Linked DNA regions of Homo sapiens: region 2 is linked to region 1. A link is a contact called in ENCODE Hi-C or POLR2A ChIA-PET data. All regions are on one chromosome and are shown on one strand. Each heading gives the region's core, a stretch centred on a gene start or an enhancer-like site at or near the end of the contact. The rest is flanking DNA. Distances are from core to core; before and after follow the strand shown.

Region 1 (4,938 bases), core at 1,650-4,149:
AAATCATGAGTGAACTCCCATTCACAACTGCTACAAAGATAATAAAATACCCAGGAATACAACTCACAAGGGATGTGAAGAACTACAAACAACTGCTCAAGGAAATAAGAGAGTACACAAACAAATGGAAAAACATTCCATGCTCATGGATAGGAAAAATCAATATCATGAAAATGGCCATACTGCCCAAAGTTATTTATAGATTCAATGCTATCCCCATCAAGCCATGATTGACATTCCTCACAGAATTAGAAAAAACTACTTTAAATTTCATATGGAACCAAAAAAGAGTCCAAATAGCCAAGACAATCCTAAGCAAAAGGAACAAAACTGGAGGCATCATGCTACCTGACTTCAAACTATACCACAAGGCTACAGTAACCAAAACAGCATGGTACTGGTACCAAAACAGATATATAGACCAATGGAACAGAACAGATGCATCAGAAATAATGCTGCACATCCACAACCATCTGATCTTTGATAAATCTGACAAAAACAAGAAATGGGGAAAGGATTCCCTATTTAATAAATGGTGTTGGGAAAACTGGCTAGCCATATGCAGAAAACTGAAACTGGACCCCTTTCTTACAACTTATACAAAAATTAACTCAAGATGGATTAAAGACTTAAATTTAAGACCTAAAACTATAAAAACCTAGAAGAAAACCTAGGCAATGCCATTCAGGACATAGGCATGGGCAAAGACTTCATGACTAAAATGCCAAAAGCAATGGCAACAAAAGCCAGTAGTGACAAAAGGGATCTAATTAAACTAAAGAGCTTCTGCACAGCAAAAGAAACTATCATCAGAGTGAACAGGAAACCTACAGAATGGAAGAGAATTTTCTATCCAGCTGACAAAGGGCTAATATCCAGAATCTACAAGGAACTTAAACACATTTACAAGAAGAAAAACAACCCCATCAAAACATGAGTGAAGGATATGAACAGACACTTCTCAAAAGAAGACATTTATGTGGCCAACAAATATATGAAAAAACACCTTATCAACACTGGTTATTAGAGAAATGCAAATCAAAAACCACAATGAGATACCATCTCACGCCAGTTAGATGGCAATCATTAAAAAGTCAGGAAACAACAGATGCTGGAGAGGATGTGGAGAAACAGGAATGCTTTTACTCTTTTGGTGGGAGTGTAAATTAGTTCAACCATTGTGGAAGACAGTGTGGCGATTCCTCAAAGATCTAGAACCAGAAATACCATTTGACCCAGCAATCCCATTACTGGGTATATACCCAAAGGATTATAAATAATTCTACTATAAAGACACATGCACACGTATGTTTATTACAGCACTATTTGCAATAACAAAGACTTGAAACCAACCAGTTTATCAATGATAAACTGGATAAAGAAAATGTGGCACATATACACCATGGAATACTATGCAGCCATAAAAAAGGATGAGTTCTTGTCCTTTGCAGGGACATGGATGAAGTTGGAAACCATCACTCTCAGCAAACTAACACAGGAACAGAAAACCAAACGCTGCATGTTCTCACTTATAAGTGGGAGTTGAACAATGAGAACACATGGACACAGGGAGGGGAAGATCACACACCAGGGCCTGTTGCTGGGTGGGGGCAAAGGGAGGGATAGCATTCAGAGAAATACCTAATGTAGATGGTTGACAGGTGCAGCAAACCACCATGGCACATGTATACCTATGTAACAAACCTGCATGTTCTGCACATGTATCCCAGAATTTAAAGTATAATAAAAATTATTTTTCTTTATGTAAATGTATTAAGTAAAAACTGAATCAATTTCAGAAAAAGATGATAGTATTGGTGATACTAAGACGAGGCAAAAAGTGAAGAGGAGACAGAAATGACTGAGGATTGGCAAACATTGGCATAGAATAATAAGAAACTTGACCTAGTTGTCTGAAGGAGATTCTGGCAACTAACTTATTAGCTAACCTTGGGCCCATCACTAAATGATTCTGGTTTCAGTTTTCATATCCTCTAATTGAACAGTTTGAGCTAGATAATCTCTAAGATATTTTTTAGGAATAAACTGCAGAATATAATTATAATGTTAATAAAGATGAAGGTGAGGGTAAGATTAAGATAAATTTTACTGGCTGGAAATATGTCTTCAGGCCAATTAGATTTTGTGCCTTTGATTTTCAGGTGAGTCTCTCCAGAGGCACAGTGATCAAGTCAGCTAAATTTATTATTTGTGTATTCCCTCTCTCTTTTTATGACTTTTCCTTCTCCTTGGTCTCTTCTAAGTAGCCAATTTCTGCTTGATTCTCCAGTCTACCCAGAGAACTCTGAGGCCCCAACAGTCATCCCAATCTGAGGTTTCTAGGGTGGGTCTAACTTCTGTCTTTCTTACTGTTCTTTCTAATCAGAGTGCACCTATATTGGTGAACTGGCACTATTGGGACTATTTCTGCCCCCATACCTCCATGTTTTTTTGTTTAGTTTTGTTTTTAAAGGAATCCTCTATGTTCCAAGCCTAATCCTGAGGCAGTCCCATCACAGCCTCCAGGTATGGGATGGCAAAATATTTGCCAGAAATTCCCCCTGATAATTTTGGCATTCAGTCAGGTTGTGCCTCTGAAAGACTCACTATACAATGTAAAGTAAGCCCATTTTCCATTCACATATTTAACTGTACTTTTCTCTTCTACATTTTTAGTCAAAGATTGATTTTTGGTACAGGTATTCATACAAATTCAGTCCACTTTCGACTGAGATCAATGTGGGTTTCCCAACTACATTTTTTTTTTCATCTAGCTATGCTATATGTGATTTTGTTTCTACCACATTAGAGAGTTTTTATTTCTTCTTGGTTGGCTGGCTTCCCAGTAGATCCAGATATTGAAAAACAGGTTAGATTAGTTTAGTCCATGTCTGTCAAGCTCAAGTTCTTGAGGTGGAGGAAATGATTTAAATAAATCTCACTCATTTTGAAACAGCTCTATCAAAGGCTGTCTACAGAATAAGGCCTGTCGATTTCAAAATTACTATCATAAATGAATACCATGGCAGTCTGCTGCCAAATTTTAAAATTTCCTTTAGGTGTCTGTTTGCCAAATCTAAATACCAGCCTTTCATCACCATTTAATTAAAAAAATCTAGAATATGAAAATTCAATGAGAACTATTTCTGCTTATTTGTCTATATGAGTGCTTTTATTTATATTTAAGAAAAATATTGCAAGTATAAATCACCCAAAATACACAATTTGTATGAGGATCACCTCCAAAAGGCACTGGCTGTGGAAAAAGTAGTCTCTTTCCCTTTTATATATTATGTGATGCTAACGTTAATTGTTCTTCAATTATAGCTGGACTAGCAAAGCAAGTGTGCTAAGGTAGGTATGAGGAAAAGTGGAATTTGGGAGACTTGTTATACTCAGTTACGATGGGTTTAAATCTGGTTTATAGTTGCTATTATAATTATTTTCTTTTTTTTTAAATTTTAGCCCATTGGTCATAGAAAAGGATTATCTGGGATTGTTTGGCTAACTCAGAGAATTCAAGAGAAGGTTAGGAAGTTTATTTTCCTCCAAGTACATTAATAATAAAATAACAATGACTAAGGGCTTAGTTATGATTATCTGTGCTTTCAGTCCCATTTCTCTTTTGGATGAATGTGAAGCAAAGTTAAAGTAGAAAGCCAAGAAAAGAGCTAACCTCTATCTAGCTCAGATCCTAATTTTTTTTTTTAAAATTCAAGTCATTTATTTGCTCCAGTTAGCTGAATTATATACTGTGCTACAGACCTTATACTCTGACTTCTGGGCTTGGTTCTGTGAGCCTGGGAGGCTGAATAGAAATTAGTAAGTTTGGCGTTTTGGGGGACAAATGATACAGAGATTCAAAATGCACATCCTAAATACCGTCTTGGTCAGGTCACTTCACCTCCCTTAGTCTCAGTTTTCTCATTAGTAAAATAGGAAAATAATACTTCCCTGTAGGGGGTGCTTAGTGTAAAGATTAAAGTTGATTTATATGAAATGCATGATGCTTGGCAATGTCAATGTTTAAAAAATGTTCGTTGTAATAATTCATGTAAGTAACAGTAAGCTATAAGTATAGCCTGTATTATTTGTAGATGTTGGCTGTAATAATTATCATTGTTCAAATCAAAGCCAATTCCTAGTTCTTAGCCTTATGGTAGGACATTTTTCTCTGCTACTGTAATAGTGTTGGAACCATAAACCTTCCTTTTAATTATATGTTATGCAAGTGGAACAATTAGTAATGGCTTTATAAAGATTACAAATCTACTTATAAAATAAATCAACCACATAGGAATACCTTCATTATCCATTTTCTTACACTGGGACCTAATTACTTTTAAGGCTCCTAATATAATTTCAGCTCTATGAAAACCAACTAACAACTTCTAATAATGCATTTGATTCACAGTTGTTGATTTGCATTACCATGAATAGTTAATAAATAGAACAGAAAGCTTTCTCTTCTTAGGACTTATTAGTCTCCTTGATTCATAATTATTAATGGTCCATAGAATACAATGTATAGTTTAATTACAAGATGTCATAATCACAGTCCTAAGATCTTATGATAAAGATAATAAAGGAAACTGCAAGACTGATTCCACTGAATTGCATAATGCTACCATGAAAGCTCCACAAAGGTAGGGATCTCTGTTTTGTTAACTTCTGTAGTCCCAGGGCTTAAAACAATTACTGGCATGGAATAAGCATTGAATAAATATTTGTTGAATAACTGAGCTAGACTAATTATGATATCAAGAAGCAGGGTTTTTTTAAATAAATATTTTATGTTTAAGTTTTGTGTCTGAAAGCCACGCCAGATAATACATAAACTTGATATTAACACTTAAAGAATCATAAAATGCACCTTTGTGACTAATTCAAAAAACTCCTAGATCTGATGAATGAATTCGGTAAAGTCTCAGGATAGAA
Region 2 (4,938 bases), core at 1,600-4,099, 72 kb before region 1:
GAGGCCGAGGAGGAAGGATCACGAGGTCAAGAAATCAAGACCATCCTGGCCAACATAGTGAAACCCCATCTCTACTAAAAAATATAAAAATTAGCTGGGCGTGGTGGCACTCGCCTGTAGTCCCAGCTACTTGGGAAGCTGAGGCAGAAGAATCGCTTGAACCCGGGAAGTGGAGGTTGCAGTGAGCCGAGATCACACCACTGCACTACAGCCTGGCGACAGAACAAGACTCCATCTCAAAATAAATAAATAAATAAATAAATAAATAAATAAATAAATAAATAAATAAATGGTACCATTATCTCCGCAGCACTTTAAAAGTTGTATGATTTCTGACACTAACTTTAATGTTAAATGTTATTCTATCACATAGATAAGGTTCTTAAAAAACAATGTCAAAACAAAAATATTAGGTTATTTCCTATTCACTTGTTAAAATTTCAAAAACAGCTTCATGATAAAAAGATTTTGATCTCAATGACCATACAAAAGGAAGATATTCAGGAATCCTAATATTAACTAGAGGATATGATTTCCTGTTAGTGTGAGGGTTGTGTTCTTTTTTTCCAAATTCCCTGAGAAATTAATCAGATTTATGTGCTAACCAAACACAAACAAATACAAACAAATAGTTATATTCTTTTTAATTACTAATGATGACAAATGTGGAGAATTACTACATGATTCCAAAGAACTACTAAATCTAACTGAAATTTCATTTCTTCTACCACCAGCAATAAAGCATTGCAGTGTCCCCTAAGTCTAAGTAGAGAACAGTTCCACTCCAGATACCTGGATTAGCTTTCTTCATCAAGGAGGAACTAAAAGACAGTAAAATATTCCTAAATTTTCATATGGTCACTACTTAATGCAGTGATTAATAATAATTTCTTCTAAATCCATGCTTTGGCAGCCACCCTAAAACCCAACTGATGTGAGTGAACAACTAAGCTTACCATCTGCCTACCTACCTGTCTGTCTATATAGAGAGAGAAAGCAACCTATAGTCACTTAAGTGACATAATGTATGAAAGAATTCCTATACCGTGGCTGTTCAATAAATAAGAAAGCTAACAATGGTTTAATTAAAACACTACAATTGCATCCTCACTTCATCACTGATAGGTTCTTAGAAACTGCAGCCTTAAGAAAACAACATAGAATAGGTCCTCAAATAACATCATTTCATTGTAACACTGATAAGAAAAAAATTGGGTTTCGTTATATGTTGTTTCATATTTCTGCATTTGTCTTGAAAGAAGATTTAAAAATCTGTCAAAAAGAAAAGGCCTTCAACCTTAAGGAGGTATTTGTTGATACAAATATCTCTAAATAAATGCATACACAGAAGTATCAAAGCTCATTTCTCTATTGCCTGAGATAACCTCCAGAATGCATGCAAGTACATGAATATCCATAAATACTGAACTACCCAAAATAAACACTGTATTAAGTCCCTTAAGATGGCTATAACACCCTAATTCCTCCTCAAAGAACTTCATTCTCCTACTGAAACAATTTTTCTGAAGCATCCAGGAAGAAAAACAGAAGTGGGAATGTAGCATAGTAGTTAAATAGACTTAGGGGTCAAAAGCTTGGGTTTGTATCACTTGGTAGGCTCTGTGACTTGGGAAAGTTACCTAAAACCCTCCACATCTCAATGTTCTCATATGTGAAAATGTTAGCTATAATTATATTTAGGGGGATAGGGATATATACAGATGTATTTTAGATATATATAATATACAAAAACTTAACAGTGATTATTACCTTTGGTAGTAAAAGTAAGGATTGGTTTTTCTTCATATTTTCTAATAGTCTCCAAATTTTCTATAGTAAACATATATTAATCATATTTAGGGGAAAAGTGATTATTTAAAAATTATCTAGAAGCCAAAATGCCCAACATACAATCAAAACTCACCCATCATACCAAGAACCAAGAAAGTCACAACTTGGATGAGAAAAAGAAAATAAACATGTTAATGTTGATGTGTATTAGATGTTGGAAAGGTTTTTAATTTTCAATCAGCTATCATTAAAAACACTTCAACAATCAATTACAAATTCTTTTAAAACAGATTTAAAAAATAGAAAATTTCAGCTAAGAAAAAGGTTGTAAAACCAACCAAATGATGATAAAACAAGCTACAATAACAACCAAAAAAAAAAAAAACACAAAAAAAAAACAAAACTTACTAGATAGGTGAGGAAATGTTGATCAAAGGAGATAAATTTCAGTTAAGAGGAATAAGTTCAAGAGATCTATGGTACAAACATGGTGTCCATAGTTTATAATAATAATTTACTGCATACTTTAAATTGCTACGATTGTGTTTTCAGCACACACAAAAAAAATGCTGAGTACGTAAGGTAACGCAGGTTAATTAGCTCAGTTTAGTCATTCCACAATGTATACATATATCAAAATATCTGTTGTACACAACACACATACACAATTTTTGTCAATTTAAAAATTATTTTTTTCAACTTAATGGGCTCAATAGCAGATGACAGAAGACAGAATCTGTGAACTTGAGGACCAACAGATCAATAGAATTTACCCCATCTGAACAACAGGAAGAAAAATGACTAAAAAGAAGTTAAAAGTCTTGAGGATCTGTAAGACAGTAACGTAAGATCTAACTCCGTATCACTGGAGTCCCAAAGAAAAGAGCATGGAATTGAAAGGGTATTCAAAAATAATGGCTGAAAACATCCGTATTTGGAGAAAAACATAAACCTACAGATCCAGGAAGTGATCAAATCTCAAACAGGTAAACCCACAGAAACCCTGACATATCACTAAACTTCTGAAAACAAAGATAAAGATTTTGAAAGCAATTACAGAGAAAAGACACATTACCTTATAGGGGAACACCAATTCAAGTGGCAAGAGATTTATCATCTGAAACCACAAAGGACAGAAGAAAAGTGGCACAAAATTTTTCAACTTCTGAAAGAAAAGAATTGTCAACCATAAATCTTATTTGTGGTGAAACTATCTTTCAGGAATAATGGTGAAATAATGACATTTACAGGCAAAAGGAAAACGAATAAATTGTTACTAGCAGACATACCTTTAAAGAATAAGGAAATTCTTCAATAAAAGAAGGAATCTTGAAACACCAAGAAAGAAGAAAAAACAATAAGAAAAGCAGAAATGTAGATAAAAACAACAGACTATCCTTCTACTCCAGAGGTTTTCAAATCATAGTTGATGACTGAAATAAAACTTATAGGCAACAAAAGAAAAAAACAAGTAAGCTGGAATTCATCAAAATTAAATTAAATGCATCAAAAGACACTATCAACAAAACTAAAAAGTAGCCTGTGGAATGGGCAAAAATATTTGCTAATCATATAGCTGATGGGGGATTAATATCAAGAACATATAAAGAACTCCTACGAAAACAAAAAAACTCAACTCGAAAATAGGCAATAGGCTGGGGGCGGTGGCTCACACCTGTAATCCCAGCACTTTGGGAGGCTGAGACTGGTGGATTACTTGAGGTCAGGAGTTCAAGACCATCCTGGCCAACATGGTGAAACCCCATCTCTACTAAAAACACAAAAATTTGCCGGGCGTGGTGGCATGCGCCTGTAATCCCAGCTAGCTGGGAGGTTGAAACAGGAGGATCGCTTAAACCCAGGAGGCGGAGGTTGCAGTGAGCCGAGATCGTGTCACTGCACTCCAGCCTGGGCAACAGAACAAGCCTCCGTCTCAAAAAAACAAAAACAAAAACAAAAATGGGCAACAGACATTTCTTCAAAAAAAAGATATATATATAAATGGCCAATAAGCACATGAAAAGATGCTCAACAGCACTAATCTTAGGAAAATGCAAATCAAAACCAGTTACTACTTCACACCCACTAGGATAGCTATTATTAAGAAAATAGAAAATAAAAAGTGTTGGCACTCGGGAAGCTGAGGCAGGATAATCACTTGAACTCAGGAGGCGGAGATTGCAGTAAGACGAGATTGCAGTGAGACGAGATTGCAGTGAGACGAGATCACGCCATTGCACTTCAGCCTGGGCAACAAGAGCGAAACTCCGTCTCAAAAAAAAAAAAAAAAGTGTTGGCAAGGATGCAGAGAAATTCTAACCCTTGTGCATTGCTGCTGGGACTATAAAATGGTGTGGTCACTGTGGAAAACAGTATGATGATTCCTTAAAAAATTAAAAACAGAATTACCATATGATTCAGCAATTCCATGCCTGGGTATATACCCAAAATGAAAGCAGGCACTGGAACAGATATTTATATACCATGTGCACACTGGGAACCATAGCCAAAAGATGCAAGCAACCCAAATGTTCAGTGGATAACTGGGTAAACAAAAGGTGATATATACATGCAATGGAACATTATTCAGCCTCAAAAAAAAAAAAAGAAATTAGCCAGGCGTGGTGGCAGGCGCCGGTAGTCCAGCTACTCGGGATGCTGAGGCAGGAGAATGGCATGAACTGGGGAGGTGGACTTTGCAGTCAGCCGAGATCGGACCACCATACTCCAGCCTGGGCGACAGAGTGAGACTCTGTCTCAAAAAAAAAGAAAGAAAGAAAATTCTGACACATGTTACAATATGGGTTGAACCTCTTGAAACTCAACAATTTAAAAAAATCCAATTTGAAAATGGGCCAAAGACACAGACATTTCACCAAAGAAGGTATACAGATGGAAAAAGCACATGAAAAGATTTTTCAAGCTGGGCGAGGTGGCTCACGCTTGTAATCCCAGCATTTTGGGAGGCTGAGGCAGGTGGATCACTTGAGGTCAGGAGTTCAGGACCGGCCTGGCCAACATGGTGAAACCCTGTCTCTACTAAAAATACAAGAATTAGCCAGGCGTGGTGGCAGGTGCCTGTAATTCTAGCTACTTGGGAGGCTGAGGCAGGAAAATCGCTTGAACCTGGAAGGTGGAAGTTGTAAT

The links. A loop is a pair of places that touch in the nucleus more often than their neighbours do. ChIA-PET counts read pairs that join two places held with the same protein, here RNA polymerase II (POLR2A).
Region 2: a map of heart right ventricle shows a loop between it and region 1 (13-fold over the local background). The contact joins two enhancer-like sites. A Hi-C loop is called at or near these places in 1 of 168 maps with a recorded cell type or tissue (heart right ventricle). POLR2A ChIA-PET finds 5 or more read pairs at or near these places in 3 of 52 experiments (CD4-positive, alpha-beta T cell, RWPE1 and naive thymus-derived CD8-positive, alpha-beta T cell).

The regions. Positions count from the first base shown.
Region 1 is chr5:87,208,897-87,213,834 of GRCh38, reverse strand. The region is part of intron 2 of LOC101929380 (a long non-coding RNA gene); the gene reads right to left. Among named protein-coding and RNA genes, the nearest start is that of LINC01949, 28 kb to the left of the region's middle. Within about 2 kb of position 2,899, at least 2 of the 41 ENCODE cell types and tissues checked have a DNase peak (open chromatin) inside an H3K27ac peak, as active enhancers do.
Region 2 is chr5:87,280,387-87,285,324 of GRCh38, reverse strand. All of the region lies in intron 1 of RASA1 (RAS p21 protein activator 1), which reads right to left. Among named protein-coding and RNA genes, the nearest start is that of RASA1, 15 kb to the right of the region's middle. Within about 2 kb of position 2,849, at least 3 of the 41 ENCODE cell types and tissues checked have a DNase peak (open chromatin) inside an H3K27ac peak, as active enhancers do.